2 separate regions of the Homo sapiens genome follow, and region 2 is linked to region 1. Evidence: read pairs that join two places in POLR2A ChIA-PET (ENCODE). Cell type or tissue: B cell. All regions are shown on one strand. Links, peaks and the distances in the headings refer to the core of each region. The heading gives the core; the rest is flanking DNA.

The links. Peaks named below come from ENCODE experiments on the same cell type or tissue, not always from the same donor. Only the 100,000 strongest peaks of a DNase experiment are listed, where the experiment ranks them.
Region 2: POLR2A ChIA-PET joins it to region 1 with 8 read pairs; 3 of 35 experiments call an interaction of 5 or more read pairs at or near these places.

The regions. Positions count from the first base shown.
Region 1 is chr14:100,077,745-100,080,653 of GRCh38, reverse strand. The region is part of intron 1 of EVL (Enah/Vasp-like); the gene reads right to left. Among named protein-coding and RNA genes, the nearest start is that of EVL, 14 kb to the right of the region's middle. In B cell, for the core only: no CTCF peak of the experiment used is centred there; a DNase peak (open chromatin) is centred at 1,618; H3K27ac peaks cover 2,270 bases.
Region 2 is chr14:100,175,925-100,178,833 of GRCh38, reverse strand. No RefSeq gene overlaps it. Among named protein-coding and RNA genes, the nearest start is that of DEGS2, 18 kb to the right of the region's middle. In B cell, for the core only: no CTCF peak of the experiment used is centred there; no DNase peak of the experiment used is centred there.

The DNA.
Region 1 (2,909 bases), core at 98-2,597:
CTGTCATTTTGGGCCTTCGTACATGTATTTGTGGGGCCCATATAATCTGCACCTGTAATTTCCCTCCGTGTGTCATGCAAGACCTAAACTCTTAAAGCTTCAGACTGCACTTCTATCACTTATAGGAGAAAGACCATGTGACTCTAGGCCTCAGTTTCCTCATCTGTACAAGGTGAGTCTGACCTCAAGAGCTCCCTCAGACAAGCGCTGAGTACTCGCTGAGCTCTGTCCATGAGCCCAGCATGGGGCAGGGCACAGCAGGGAAGATGGGAAAAGCCACAATCTTTGTCCTGTCGCTGCTTCAGCAGTTAATTTTTTTAGATCATACACCAAGCCTGTCCAAGCTGTGGGCCGCATGTGGCCCAGGACAGCTTTGAATGCAGCCCAAATTTGTAAACTTTCTTAAAATATTATGAGATTTTTTTAAAAGCTCATCAGCTATTGTTAATGTTAGTGTATTTTATGTGTGGCCCAAGACAATTCTTCCAATGTGGCCCAGGGAAGCCAAAAGATCGGACACCCCTGCTGTATATCATAGACCATTTTTGAATGTCTGTTGAAATCTCTCACTGAAGAGAAAAAAAAAAAAAAGCAAAACACATCCCAAATTTTCTGCATGTAGTTCTGAAACCTAATCATAGACCTTCCAGGACCTGATGTAGGAAATCAGTAATGCATTTCAAGATAAAACTATTACATAGGCAGCTGGGTGTGATGGAACATGCCTGTAGTCCCAGCTACTCAGGAGGATGCAGAAAAAATCTTGCAGCACGGCCCTCCGTGATGACAGCCCGAAGTCAATCTCGGGCTGTCACTCTCTAATCCTTCTGGAAAAGTTCAGGCTCTGTGCCCCTGGACTCTTGCTCCCCCACTCCCTGTGTGGCTGGGAACAAGGTTTCTGAAATTCTCATGGGCTTACACAGACACGCCATCCTAGCCCTGTTATTTCCTTGAAGGACAGAGTGTAAATTCATAAAGTAAGGGAAAAAGGAAGGTCCACAGGGAGGAACGAGGCTAACCACAAGAGGTTTTTTGGGAAATGTGAGTGCAGGGTTGAACTTGGAAAAAGCACAGGATGTAGACCTGTCCAGAGAGAGGCTGGCTCCTGCAGCCCCATGCTTGCTTCTCCCTCTGCCAGAGCGCTTTTCAGTTTGTCCTGCCTCTCCGAATCTGCTGAGGTGTCTGCACCACCAGCCTGTGAGCTCCTTGAAGGCAGGAACTGTTTTGTTTTCCCCTTGGTAAAGCCAGTCCCTGTATGCTGTAGACATGAATAATTGTTAAACAAATGACCCTGACTGTGGGAAAAACAGTGCATTTATGATTGTGTGCCCGTGGGAACATTCTACTCACAATCCTCTCCATTTATTCTCAGAAAAAGTGTAACTGCCAAGCAAAAGCATCTGTCACAGATTACCATCAGCCTTCTCTCTCACAACAGCCTGGGATGGGCGAGTCAGGAAACCACAGCTCTGCGGGTGGGCTCCTGTGCAAAGCGAGGCTCAGCCCTGTCTGCTGCCTCTAAAGGTGCATCTCAGCTCTGCCTGGGCCCAGGCCTGCGGAGAAAGACCCGCTCCTCCAGAGGGAGGCCTCTGGGAAGGTACAGGCTGCCCTCTTCTGCTCCTCTGGAGTGTCAGCCTAGGAGCCACACTCCTCCTTCCTGGAAAGCAGGCGGCCAAGGCCTCACTCTCTCTCCCTGGGACTGGCATGGTGGTCCTGCTCAGCCTTAATGCTCAGACTTGGGAGCTCCTTTTGGACAGAACAACTCTTCATACTCTGTCTTGAGGGCCAATTTTTTCTTCCCAGTAGGACTGTGAACCAGCATTTGCCCATAACAGAAGGGTTTCCTAGGAGGTAGGCATTCGGCACTAAAACTGGGATAATCCCGGGCAAACCAGGGTGAGTGAGCTGCCCTGCTGGGAACTCCTTTATCTTTCACCACATAACCATCACAAGGGTGGGCACCTAACAAGCACCCCGCCAGCTGATACGACTGGACTTCACTCCCTACTTCCTGCTGTTCCCCACCCAGCTCGTCTTGTCACTTGCTCTCTCCATTTCCTTACCCTGCCCCACCCCCACCCTGCCGTCACTCTCCAAGCCCCCATTGGAACCTGGCCCCTGGCCCTGAGAATACACTTAAATAAGCCCAGACAAGGTTACTGCCTTTCCACTTCCAGCTCCAATGTGTGCTTTCCGGCTCTCGAGTCACTGGGCCCATTAGTGAGCCAGGCACTGCTATGTCCTCATTCTGAAAACCTCTCCTCCTTAATCCCCAGCCTTCCAATTCTCCTGGCATTCCACTTCGCTCTCTGTGATTCCTGCTCAGCCTCCTTCACAGGTTTCCTTTCTACTTATCTTTTATGTCAAGTGTTTTTAATCCCGGGTCCAGGGAAAGGCTTGAAGAGTCTGAGAAACCTCCAAAATTATCTGCAAAAGTGTGCGTGCATGCTGCTTCTAGAAATGCATTTACCATGTTCTTAAATGGGTTTGCTCTCCAAAACAGATTTTAAAACCAACGTGAACTATGTGGAATTTCTTCTCATTTTACTCTATGCTCATGATCCTCAAAATTGTATGCATGGCCGGGCGCAGTGGCTCACGCCTGTAATCCCAGCACTTTGGGAGGCCAAGGCGGGCGGATCACGAGGTCAGGAGATCGAGACCATCCTGGCTAACCGGTGAAACCCCATCTCTACTAAAAATACAAAAAAAAATTAGCCGGGCATGGTGGCGGGTGCTTGTAGTCCCAGCTACTCCGGAGGCTGAGGCAGGAGAATGGCGTGAACCCGGGAGGCAGAGCTTGCAGTGAGCCGAGATTGCGCCATTGCACTCTAGCCTGGGCGACAGAGCCAGACTCCATCTCAAAAAAACAAAAACAAACAAAAAAACTGTATGCACTGTAAGAGTCA
Region 2 (2,909 bases), core at 305-2,804, 98 kb before region 1:
CTCAGCCAGTGATGGATTTGTTCACTTGTCTCTTTCAAGGCCTCACCCCCACACACCCTTGCTCTTTGTCCTGCCCCAGCCTCTTCAGAGCTGGGACCAGGCCAGTGACCCAAGGAGGATTCCGCTTAAAAGGCTCTCCCTTGTGCGGACACCTCATCCACATCCTCCCCACCCCACGTCCCAACTCCCTGAGGCCCTCCCAGACCTCAACACTCCCAGGCTCCCCAGGGCACTAAGCCTCTGAGCCCTGCTCCACTCCCCTTCCCCAGCCACAGTGGCCCTTGCTCCTTCCCACCACCAGGCCTGTGTCCCAGCCGTGCCTGCAGCTGAGAATCTCTCCTCTCCCTGGTCAGGAACTCTCTCCGTCCTTCAAGGCCCTCAAGGCCTGAACTCACACTTCTTGGATGCCCTGTGGCCCTTCTGTCTGGGCACTCCCAGCCTTGGCACCAGGCCATTCACCCTCTGTGGCATCATGCAGCCTTTGTACCGAGCCCTGAACTCGACCGGGAAGGGGCCTGTTGCTCCCCCTCCTCCCAGGTGGGGACAGATGGGGTCGACAGAAAAGAGGTTAAAGTAAGAAATTCGTGCCCACTGAGACGCTGGGCCCGCGACTCCCCTGGCCCTCTGGGACTCCCTTATCTCGGGCCCTGGTTTATGGGAGGTAGGGCGGGATCCCGCAGCCCGCGCCTCGGTTCCATAGCTGCACGCAGGTCCCTGCTCCCGGCGAGCGTTGGGCCAGGTTCGAGGACAGGCGCGGCACTGGGCTGGGCTGGGCTGGGCTGGGCTGGGCTGGGCCGCAGCGGGAGCAACGTGGGCTGCTCCGGGCTCCGGGCTGCAGGGGCAGGAGGATCAATGCTCCCAGGGGCGGGGGTATCAATGCTCCCGGGGGGGGAACCGCGAGTGCAAAGCACCCTCCTCTCCCCACCCCCGCCGCCGCGGACAGTGCAGGATTGGGAGGCCTGGGGACCTGGCTGGCGGGGGGCAATGCGCTGGGAATGGGTGGCGAAGGAGGACGAGCCTGGGAGGAGTCCACTAATTCAAAAAAATTTAATTAGATATCTTTTTATACCGGCCCGGTGGCTCACACCTGTAATCCCAGCACTTTGGGAGGCTAAGTTGGGAGGATCCCTTGAGCCCAGGAGTTTGAGACCAGCCTGGGCAACACAGCAAGACCCCGAGACCCCATCCCTAAAAAAGAAAAAAGAGATATATATATTTTTTTTAATTAGCTGGGCGTGGTGGCACATGCCTGTATTCCTAGCTACTGGGAATGCTGAGGAGGGAGGATTACTTGAACCCAGGGCTTAGAAGGCTATAGTGAGCTATGATCACACCACTGCAATCCAGCCTGGGCAACAGAGCAAGACCCTGTACCCAAACAAAAAACAAAAACCCAAAACCCCCAAAGATATCTTTTCTGCCTTTAAATGATTAACATTCGTAAAACTCAAACTGGGCAGATGCATTAAAAGAAAAATCCTCATCCCGCAGCCCCCCTCCAGTTTGACAGGATCCTTCCAGGCCTTCTCCAGAACCTCCACTCACACACAAACACACACAGATACCTCTGCAGACAGACAGATGCACACAGGCACACCTTTGCACAGACACACACAGCCACCCACACAGCCACAAGGACACACGGTAATTATATAAAAAGGTGATCAGAACAGTCTTCGGCGTGGGTGTATTTATGCAGACACGTCTTTAGTGACAAACCTACGTATATTTTACTTTTACAGGTTTTGCTGTAAGAACAGATGCTACTCACGCGCCATCTCCCTGTTCCGGCCCCTCCCACCACGCCCTGGAGGCATTTCGCTGTGTCTGTCCCATCTTCCACACTGCCGCTGCGGGCATGGTCCCACCGTAGGGACTCGGTGCCAGGTTGTGCACATCTAAACTTCATGCCTGGTGACTCCATTTCCAAGGCTGAGGGGTGGTGGCAATGGGGTGCCCTGGGGTTGTGGAGGTGGAGTTTTGCTCACCTCTGGGATTCAGGAAGGTGCCCTGGGCATGAGGCCAAGGAGAGAAGTCAGACGTGAGCCGCTGAACTGGGGACAGACTTGACTTTCTTCTTCTTGTTTTGTGTTTTGCAGAGACTGGGTCTTGCTGTGTTGCTCAGGCTGCTAGGCTGGCCTTGAACCCCTGAGCTCAAGCGATAGCCTCCCAAATTGCTAGGATTACAGGCCTGAGCCACCCTACCTGGCCCTCCTTGCCATTTTTTAAAAATTTAATTTTTGTGGGTACATACTAGGTGTATATATTTACGGTGTACATGAGATTACATGAGATATCTTGATACAGGCATGCAATGCATAATAACCACATCAGGGTACCCAACAGGTCAAGTTTTTTTTTTTTTTTTTTTTTTTTTTGAGATGGAGTCTTTTTTTGTTGCCCGGGCTGGAGTGCAATGGTGCGATCTCTGCTCACTGAAGCCTCCATCTCCTGGGTTCAGGTGATTCTCCTGCCTCAGCCTCCTGAGCAGCTGGGATCACAGGCGTGCGCCACCACGCCCAGCTCATTTTTGTATTTTTAGTAGAGAAACGTTTTCACCGTGTTGGCCAGACTGGTCTCGAGTTTCTGACCTCAGAGTGATCCACCTGCCTCAGCCTCCCAGAGTGCTGGGATTACAGACGTGAGCCATCGCGCCCAGCCAGTTCAAGCATTTATCTTTTGCGTCCTTGACATTCTTGAGGGACATGTTTGAGGTCTTTGGGGCTCTCCAGATTTGTGTCCACAACAAACATTGATTATCCACTGAAAATGCAATCACATTCAACCGGAAATAGCCCCTTGGAGGATCCTTAGGTCAGTGGGGGGAGCTGAGTGGGCTCCTGCCTGTCTGTCAGCATTTCATCCCCAGCATCCTGTGTCCATGGGCTGCACCGGCATGGAGGGGGTTC